Linked DNA regions of Homo sapiens: region 1 is linked to region 2. A link is a contact called in ENCODE Hi-C or POLR2A ChIA-PET data. All regions are on one chromosome and are shown on one strand. The core of a region is the stretch at or near the end of the contact, and the rest is flanking DNA. Distances in the headings are between cores, read along the strand shown.

Region 1 (4,511 bases), core at 1-2,500, 37 kb after region 2:
AAGGGTTTCTGCTCTCTTGAGCAGTCCAGCCACCTGCACACGAACTCCTTCTTCTCTCCATGAATATGGTCGTTATTTATATGCTGGGGTTTGGAAAAAGAGAGAGAAATCAAATGGAAACGTATTCATCATTTCTGAAGGCGACAGAAGAAAATGCAGAAAATACCCCAATCTTAAAAATTCTAAAGACCACAAGAATAACTTTACCATATTACAGATTATAAAAATTCCAGTTAGTACACTTCTCAAGTAAATTTGCTTTTGCTAACTGTGTATGCATGCTTCCTAACCAGTGGGAGTGGCAAGACCGGGATGGAGCCTGGCATTCCAGGAAATATACTACAGTACACTGGCCATCTGAAGAGCAGAGTTCAATTCCAGGTTTGGGACCAGCTAGTTATGAAATGAGGTGAGCCACTGTTGACCTTTCTGAATCTCTGTCATTTTTCCTTGCCAAGGCTGGCGATTGAGGCTAAACAACTGCAGAGATGTTCTCCAACTCTCACATGCTGGGCCATGGGTTAGCACCGCGGCTTAGGCTTCAAAAAGGGAAGGCACACACAGACATGCACAATTCCAGAACAAAAAAACCAAAAGCACTTGCAAATGAAACTTTAGCTCAGGGTTAATCAGACTGCTTCCTGAATAAGAATTGCAGAGAAAAGAATTATACTGAGGAAGAGGACTGTGTGGTCATCAACAAATAAGTTAGTCTTTCAGGGCCTTGGTTTTCTTCTTGTAGAAAATAAATGACTGGATTCACTAGTTGCTAAGGGACTTTCTAGCTCTAAAATTCTATTAATACAGTTTTTAACATAAAGATGAAGTTCTCTGAATTACTTACCAATTCATGGTTTTAGAATCATTTAATTTCTTGGATTAATACAATTAGGAATCATTAGAAACCTACTGCAGCATGAGAGGAAGAGAAGCTTCTTAATTTGAATCAAATTAAGGTCAATTTCAACAGGTTGAGCATACTATTTCAATGTCCAGCTATGGACTACTGAAGACATTTGCATCCTAGGTTGATGCTGTTGGTCTTTATTTTCTGGTGATTCTACATTTTATTTGCCTTAATTTAAGGCTTGTGGGAACACTTTCTGAAGTATACATAGAACTACATCACCAAAAAACTTCGTTCAATAAGAGAAAGCTCCCTTTGGCTCCATGCCTCGTGTGGTAGTGACACAACCTCTCATTACTTTCCTGCTGAGTCCAGGGCTCCTAAAGCGGTGGTCGCTGTGAGTCTGAAGGTGAAGTTCTGCCCTCAGAGTGTGCCTTTCCCAGTTACTCCACTAGATGGCCTTTCGCTTTAGGTAAAAAAAAGTTTTACAAAAGTAAAGTTTTCTATGCTGTTTCTGGAGTTTAAAACTGGGTGAGGACAGAGAAAAGAAATTGTTGTTCTCTATCTCCTCTCCTTGGAGCAGTTCCCAGAAAAATCTGATGAAGAGCAGAGAGAGAGTGGTACATTGCAGCACACAAGAAGAGAGCCAATGTCCCGTCAGTAGCTCCAAAAATGACACAGAAACTGCAGTGGTTGGGGAGCAACCCCACGGCAAACAGATGTGGGTTTCCTATGAAAAGCCAGCCATGCTCCATGTCAGTGTTTCTTTAAAGTTATGATGATGCACACAGGTATAGGAAGAGAACAGATGTTCTGGACAGGGGTCAACGTTCAATCCGCACGTCTGCTTCTAGTAAGTCTTTGTAGCCCATACACAAGACCAGGGCTTTCCCAAATGTGTGCTGAAGCCCAGCCTTGGAAACCAAGCTCACATCTTACAGAGGGGTTCTATGGATTCTCAAACGGGAGAAAAAGAAATGATCATACAAAAACACTCCCTAACAGTTGCTCTTGGTTCAGTTTTCCAAGTCATTGGAAATAAAGCTTGGATCCTTGGATTAATGCATATGAAAGGGAAAGAAAAAAGGAAGGAAGGGAGGGAGGAAGCAAGGAAGGCAAGCAGAGAGTGAGGGAGACAGAAGGAAAGGGAAGAATAAGGAAGGAACACAGGAGGGAGAAAGGAAAAGGTAAAATTGGGAAACTGAATTATAATTTGTGCTGAGCCAACTGCTTAAGGTTGGATCCATGTCTTATTAGTTCCCTGTTCTCTCTCATGCTTTTATGAGGATGTGCTGGGTGCCACTCACACCAGGCCCTGTGCTGGAGAACATGACAGACATGATTCTTGCCCCAAGGAATTAAGTCTACCAGAGGGAAACAGGTCATGGCTTAAATTACTATACAATTACAGTTGTGATAGGCATTATGAAGGGAGATAACAGGGTTTTATAAAAACATGTAATGGGATCATAAGTCAGTGTGCAGCATCAGGAATCAGGGTCCGCTTCTCCAATGAAGCAGCATTTAGAGCAGGACCTGAAGGATGAGTAGACACATCAGGTGTGCAGGGAAGGATGGGGTAGGAGAATGGGACACTACAGCGGACCGATGACACAGAAGTACCTGCAGAAGAACAGAGCCTGGTGCCTTTGAGGAACAGCGTGAGGGCCACGCATGGCAGGAGAGAACTGGCCAGGGAGAGACTGCCACCACTTGGCATGGCGAGAAGGCATGAGTTTTCTGTGGGTCAAGTGGACATCCATGACGTAGGTAAGCTTGGGTTAGCTTGCCAGGGCTCACCTAAAATGCTGTGTGCTCAGTCATGTCTCCAGCAGTGAGGATGTGGGAAATACCCCTGCATAAAACTCACATACACCCCAGGGGAAAGCCAGGCTTGCATGTCTGCCCCTGAAGAGGAGGGCATCAGGGAAACCTGGTGCTACTCAAGGGAGCAGGGGTGGCTAAGAAGGAGGTGCCAACAGTGGCCAGTAAAAAAAGGGACTCTCATATTTTCCTTTCCTGTCTCATCCAACACACTGGAGGAGCTGGACCCTAGAAAGAAAGGGAAGGCATCTCCTGGCAGCACTCCCAGGCCCCAGCTCCTTTAGGTGAGGTGGCAAAGGGAGGGCAAACAGCCTGCCAGTTCCCTTGAGGCCTGTGCCTCGCTGCTGACAGGGAAGGGAAGGCTCTGGATTGGACCTGAGATTGGACGTTTAAATTGGACACTTTAGTTATCCAAAGTGACGGGGAAGGTATAGAATCTGCCTACAATGGTGTTGAGGGATCCGGCACTGAGCAGAGAAGGGAGAACTGGCAACCAGCGGAGGAGGGCAGTGCCTGGAAAAATCCCAATCATTTCCTATTTATACCGCACCCAGCTTCTTCTACCTTTGCCACTGAGACAATGTGTGGAAATTTGAGTGGCAGGAAATCCCACACCAGTCAGCAAGCATGAACACCCTTGCTGTTGTCTCCATGTGGGGAGGGGTGGGGGAAACTTATGTTGGGCACTTAAAGCAACCTCATTTTCATAAGGTTAGCATCTTGGGAATGTTCCCTTTCCAATCCCTTAGACCCGAGTCCCAACTAATATATTTTTGCAATTTTCTGGAACTGCTCTTAAGTTCAAACTTGCATTGAGACCACAGTTATTTTTCTTTAAATGAAATTCTACACCTAGGAGGCTGGGGAACCAAGTCAATCTTCCTCTTCTTTACTGCTTAAATGCTGCACAGAGGATGTAATCAATTGCTATAAGGAAAAAGGGAGGCATCTCTCTGCCTGTTTAAGCAGTTCAAATGTATTTTAAGCTTAACATATTTCCTAGAACTAGATTTCAAGTGAAAATTAAAATTCTAAGAACTCACAGACTTAACATGTGCATGTGTTCTAAATATTTACTTTCCTTTAAAAAGCTGCATTGGGCCAGGCATGGTGGCTCACACCTGTAATCCCCATATTTTGGGAGGCTGAGTCAGGAGGATCACTTGAGCTCCAAGACCAGCCTGAGCAACACAGCGAGACCCCATGTCTAAAAAAAAAATCAGGGTGTGGTGGTATAGGCTTGTAGTCTCAGCCACTTGTGAGGCTGAGGCAGGAGGGTCACTTGAGCCCAGGAGGTCAAGGCAGTAGTGAGCCAGGTTTGCACTACTGCACTCCAGCCTGGGAGAGCAAGAACTTGTCTCAAAAAAAAAAAAAAAAAAGAAAATACATTGTACATTGCCCTCTGCAGTGAGTGTTCATCTGAGGGCCTATATCACAGTAGGCAGAGCACTGGAGGGCAATGGAGGAAGCATTCCAGACAATTTCTGATGAGTTGTGTACCTTTGGACAGACCAATTCACCTATTTGGCCCTTACTTTTCTCATCTGTAAAATTAGAGTAATGAATTAGATCAGGTGTTGGCAAACATTTTCTGTAAAAGCTAGATAGTAAATATTTTAGGCTTTACAGGGCTGTAAGCAGCCACAGACAACATTTAAATGAATGGGTTATCTGTTCATTTATGAATGTGGAAAACTTTCACGTGTCACAAAATATTCTTTGACTTTTTTTTCAACTTTTAAAAAGTCTAAAAACCATTCTTAGCTCATAGGCTGCACAGAAACAAGCAGCTGGATTTGGCCTATGGGCCATTGACTGCTAATCCCCAAAGTGGATGAGC
Region 2 (4,975 bases), core at 673-3,172:
GGGACACTCTATTACATTTCTTTTCTGTCTTTCTCCTTCCTTTCACCTACAAGTAAATCTTTTCTGTTTTAAGAAATCAGTCAAGGCATCAGCAATGAACTCTGGGTATGAGACGCCCACTCATAGGAGCTCAAAATCCCCAAGCTCCTGGGTATTTTCACATGGATGGGATGCTCTCCTCACCCTCAGTGTGCCCCAGCCGCGGCTCCCCACCCTCGGCCCCTCCCCTTGTGGGTTCCCTTCTCAATGCCCTGCACCTGGGAGCCTCCCTCTCACCCAGACTTTGCCATGACCTTGTTCTGCTCACTCTCTTCTCCTTTCCCTGCCTCTGGCTATTCCCTGTCACCCACTGACTCCGTGGAAGAGGACTCCCTCCCAGCTGAGTGTGTGACCCCAGGGCCCACTCTGCTTTCCGCTGGAGGCAGCCAGTGAGTGGTAGACGCATGGGATCTGCCTTCACACAGTCCAGGCTCTGTCACTGACCAGGCAGATAGCCTTGGACACCTGCCTGAACCTCTCTTCCCTTCCGCCCTTCAGATCCCTCATTTCCTCATTTTGGAGCCTCCTCTGGGGCACACGCTAAGACCTCTGGGCACATGGTCATCGCTATGACCAGCCCTGGCCCTCTCCTTTTGGGGGGCAATCAGTTACATGCTTCTTTTGGCACAGAGTTCATCTATATCCATGTTTGAAGTGATTGCCCGGACATGAATATAAGGGTCACTGCCTAACTCGCTGCAATAGTTAAAGGGAGTAACGAGAAGGGGGCCCTGCTGAGTGGTCTGGAGTGGGGTAAAATGAAAGGCAAACACACCGCCCTTGATGATTTAGACTCCTCTACAAGAGAGACTAATCTACTACATAGACTAGGACACATTCCACAGATGAGGAAACAGAGGCTCATAGAAAGTTCAACAACTGGCCGGGCGTGGTGGCTCACGCCGGTAATCCTAGCACTTTGGGAGCCTGAAGCAGGCGAATCACTTGAGGTCAGAAGTTTGAGACCAGCCTGGCCAACATGGTGAAACCCCATCTCTACTAAAACTACAAAAAAGTAGCTGGGCTTGGTGGGGGGCGCCTGTAATCCCAGCTACTCTGGAGGCTGAGGCAGGAGAATTGCTTGAGCCGGGGAGACGGAGGTTGCAGCGAGCGGAGATCGTGCCATTGCACACCAGCCTGGGGGACATAAGTGAGACTCTGTCAAAAAAAAAAAATTCAAAAGTTCAACAACTTGTGCAGAGCCACTTGCTACCCGAGGACCCGTGACTCAAGCACATCGGTGTGGTTTAAAGTCCACCCTGTGGCTCCTCTCACGCTCCTCCTACCTCCGGGTCAAGGGGCGCTGATGTAAGGCATTCCGCTTGTGCCTTTCAAAATAAACAACTGCTTTCAAAAGACAAACGGAATTATACATAGACTAGGACAGTTGAAAAAATGCTAGATTCTGTCCCCGCAGGGAAGTGGCCGACCCGATGTGTGGAGGGGCTGGGAGCTGCCATGCCCCGCACAACCCGGCGCACCCTGCGGGCTTCACGCGTGGGCTTCACGCGTGGGACTCGCAGGCTCAGTCTGCAGGGGCGCTGCTGTCACCGCACCCGCCTCCCCAGCTCAGGCAGCCCAGGACTCCCTCTGGCTTATATGTAGTAAAAAACAAAGGCAGTGTCTGGTTCAGATCCAAGAAAGCCACAGCAGTGGCCACAGAGATGTTTCTCCAAGTCTCATATTGATGAATCCCAAGCATATTTGAACTGTTTAATACCCCCATCTCCAAAGATGCTCTTTTTTAGCTAGTGTCCAATCCCTATATTACAGTTCCTAAACAAGAAACATTCCCCGTGCTGAATCCGCGTGGTTCTTTCCTCTTCAGCGCAGAGAACGGAGGTGGAGATGGGCTCCGGTGCTCCCGCTGAACAGGGACGGTGCGCAGTCATTCCCCGCCTGCACCACGCGGTGGCAGCAGCAGCATGGGCTGAAGGGGCTGTTGGACGCGTTTGCAGCTCCGCCCGCTGAGAAGCCACTATTAAATGCCCTGCAAACTGGGCATTAATCCCCAGGCCCTCCACAAGTGTGGTGAGGGGAGTGTGGAGGGAGGGAAGGAGGGCAGTGGACAGTCAAGTCTTGGAGATTGTGCCTGATGGCTGAGTGTTCTGGAATAGGCCTGTCCTTTCTCTCATTGACAGGGGGAGCTAGAGCTGGCAGGAGAGGGCCAGGAATTTTTCTCTTGCTGACACTTTGCAACAGGTCTGGCCTTTGGACCCAGAACCCCATAAGACCAGGCCTGTTCTTTTGCCTATGAGACTTCCTCGTTCACAGAAGCTATGACTTCTAGACCAGGCATCGTTGACTTCTGGCCTCCTCCCTCTTCTTCTAAAATTTTCTCCAAAAAGCACACCCACTGGCCCCCCTGGTGTGTCCCCTCCAGCTCTGGTCCTCCAGGGCAAAGCCCAGACTCCTTCATGGGGTGTTTGGGGCCTATGCACCTTCACCCCGAGTTTTCACTCCTGCCAGTGCCTTATGTACATCCTGTCAACCTCCTTCCTGACCCTCATCTACAGAGGTCCACTCTCCCACCTCATACTGTCTCTTGTACCTTCCTCTCCACCTCTTCCTCTTCTGAAAGGGCCCCTCCTTAGTCAGTGTTTAACTCATGTTCTTGGAACCCTTCCCTGATGTCTGAACTGTTAATTATAACCTGTGCCACTTCCCTGGTGCCTGCAAACACTGCAAGACTTAACTCATCTCCTGCTCACAATGATTCAGTCATCTGGACAGATGAGGACACTGAGGCACAGATACATAAACTTGCCTGAGGTCCCAGAGCTAAGGAAGAGGCAATCTTAAATTGTCATCTCTGAGTAAACTCACATATTCTCTGCCTTGGAACTCAGAGACTGGGATTTTGCCACTATGTTTCTCTGTGACTGATTATGACCCAAACAATGTCATAACATCTTTTTTTTTGAAACATAGTCTCACTCCGTCACTCAGGCTGGAGTTCAGTGGCACAATCTCAGCTCACTGCAACCTCTGCCTCCCGGGTCCAAGCGATTCTCCTGCCTCAGCCTCCTGAGTAGTTGAGATTACAGGTGCACCACCACGCCCGGCTAATTTTTATATTTTTAGTAGAGACGCAGTTTCACCATGTTGGCTAGGCTGGTCTCGTACTCCTAACCTCATGTGATCTTCCTATCTCAGCCTCTCAAAGTGCTCAGATTTACAGGTGTGCACAACCACTCTCAGCCAATGTTTGTATTTTTAGTACAGATGGGGTTTTACCATGTTGGCCAGGCTGGTTTCAAACTCCTGAGCTCAGGTGATCCACCCTCCTCGGCATCCCAAAGTGCTGGGATTAGAGGCTTGAGCCACTGTGCCTAACCCCAAACAGGGTCACACATCTTGATTCGCAAAACAAGGAATGTGGAGAAGTGGTGAGGGTTGGGATCCCTGTTCTTGCACTTGCTAGCTGAGTGATTTCAGAAAGGTAACACACACACTTTCTCTTTCTCTCTCTCTCCATTTTTAAAGTGGTGGTAATACTAGTAAGACTATTATGAGAATAGAGATTAGAGATATAATATAAATGTGTTCAGTTTACAGTTGAGTCTGTGAGTGCAGTATCCAGAAGTATTCCATAAAATGGAATACTCCTATAGCCAGGAACTCAGCATCAGTCACTGTAAATGCAAATACATGCAGCCGTACCCGGATGGCTCTGCGGTTTCTTTTCTTTTTCTTTTCTTTTTTTTTTTTTTTCTGAGATGGAGTCTCACTCTGTCACTCAGGCTGGAGTGCAGTGGCAAGATCTCAGCTCACTGCAAACTCTGCCTCCTGGGTTCACGCCATTCTCCTGCCTCAGCCTCCTGAGTAGCTGGGACTACAGGCGCCTGCCACCACGCCCTGCTAATTTTTTGTATTTTTAGTAGAGACGGCATTTCACTGTGTTGGCCAGGAGGGTCTCCATCTCCTGACCTCATGATCCACACGCCTCGGCCTCCCAAAGGCTCTGTGAGGTTTCTAAATAAACACTGTAACTCAGAAATATGTGTTTGGAGGTATTAAACTGCAGAGAATTGAAGGATGAAAACTTACCAAGAAATATTAGCTAGGGCCCTTTCTTTGACAATGTATCCCACATGAGGTTAAATCCCATAGCTGTGACCCACAAGGGGGCCCAAGAAGCCCCAACTCTCATTTCCAGAGAACACTCTCCTTCTGCAGACCCCATTTTCCTTCCGAGCTTGCAGCCTGATTTCAGGGTGTGTACTGGTTCACAGTGACCCCCAATCTGACACCCGCCACCCCACCTTATGCACAGGACTTACCTGCAACCCTCAATTGCACGATTCAACCCCACACTTCTGGCTGGGATGCTGGTCACATCTAACCCTGACAGAGTCATTCCTAGACCCCAGGACTTTGGAGGTGGGAGTGAGGAAGAACCAGTCTCTGTAGGTGACTGTAAATCTGAACGAAGAACCTGGGCACTGTGGGCCACCATTTCCCACCAGCCAGGCAGAATAAGTGTGCTGGGTGGGATGCGTGAAGAGAGGATGGAGAAATCAGAATGTAAAGATGTGAAGAGGTTGCTCCCAGGGCTCCCAGTAACAATGTAAGCTCTCAGTTCTGCTCTCCCCAAAGGAGATCTCCCTACAGCACCATCACTCACCTGGCTACCTTGAATTGGCCTCTGTTCCTTGCCACCAAAAAATGTCCTAACTATGACGTCAAGCTCTCTGCAGCCAGAGACCCCCAACATGCTGTGATGAGAAAGTGCTGGACACTGGTGATCTTGTCCGCAGCCTCACACTGTGTCCTGCCATCCCAAGTAGGTCTTTGAGAGAAGGGAGAATCCTTCCCTGCCATTGTTCTGCATGAAGAAAAACAGAAGTAAATGGCACTGGTGATGCTTCTGCCATCAATAGAAGTCCCTTGCACATCCCTCCAGTTGATTCATGGGAGCCCCACTCTCTGGGTG

What was found. Hi-C counts contacts between places; a loop is a spot of excess contacts on that map. ChIA-PET counts read pairs that join two places held with the same protein, here RNA polymerase II (POLR2A). Pooled maps may share reads with other maps.
Region 1: a loop to region 2 is called in a map of CD8-positive, alpha-beta T cell, with 13 times the contacts of the local background. The contact joins two enhancer-like sites. A Hi-C loop is called at or near these places in 30 of 168 maps with a recorded cell type or tissue (A673, CD8-positive, alpha-beta T cell, Caco-2 and 22 more) and 37 of 50 pooled maps. POLR2A ChIA-PET finds 5 or more read pairs at or near these places in 3 of 52 experiments (MCF 10A, OCI-LY7 and activated naive CD8-positive, alpha-beta T cell).

Annotation. Positions count from the first base shown.
Region 1 is chr7:41,978,666-41,983,176 of GRCh38, forward strand. GLI3 (GLI family zinc finger 3) reads right to left here. Exons shown (of 15, transcript NM_000168.6): 11 at 1-83. Among named protein-coding and RNA genes, the nearest start is that of GLI3, 260 kb to the right of the region's middle. Within about 2 kb of position 1,251, at least 3 of the 41 ENCODE cell types and tissues checked have a DNase peak (open chromatin) inside an H3K27ac peak, as active enhancers do.
Region 2 is chr7:41,941,274-41,946,248 of GRCh38, forward strand. No RefSeq gene overlaps it. Among named protein-coding and RNA genes, the nearest start is that of INHBA, 240 kb to the left of the region's middle. Within about 2 kb of position 1,923, at least 7 of the 41 ENCODE cell types and tissues checked have a DNase peak (open chromatin) inside an H3K27ac peak, as active enhancers do.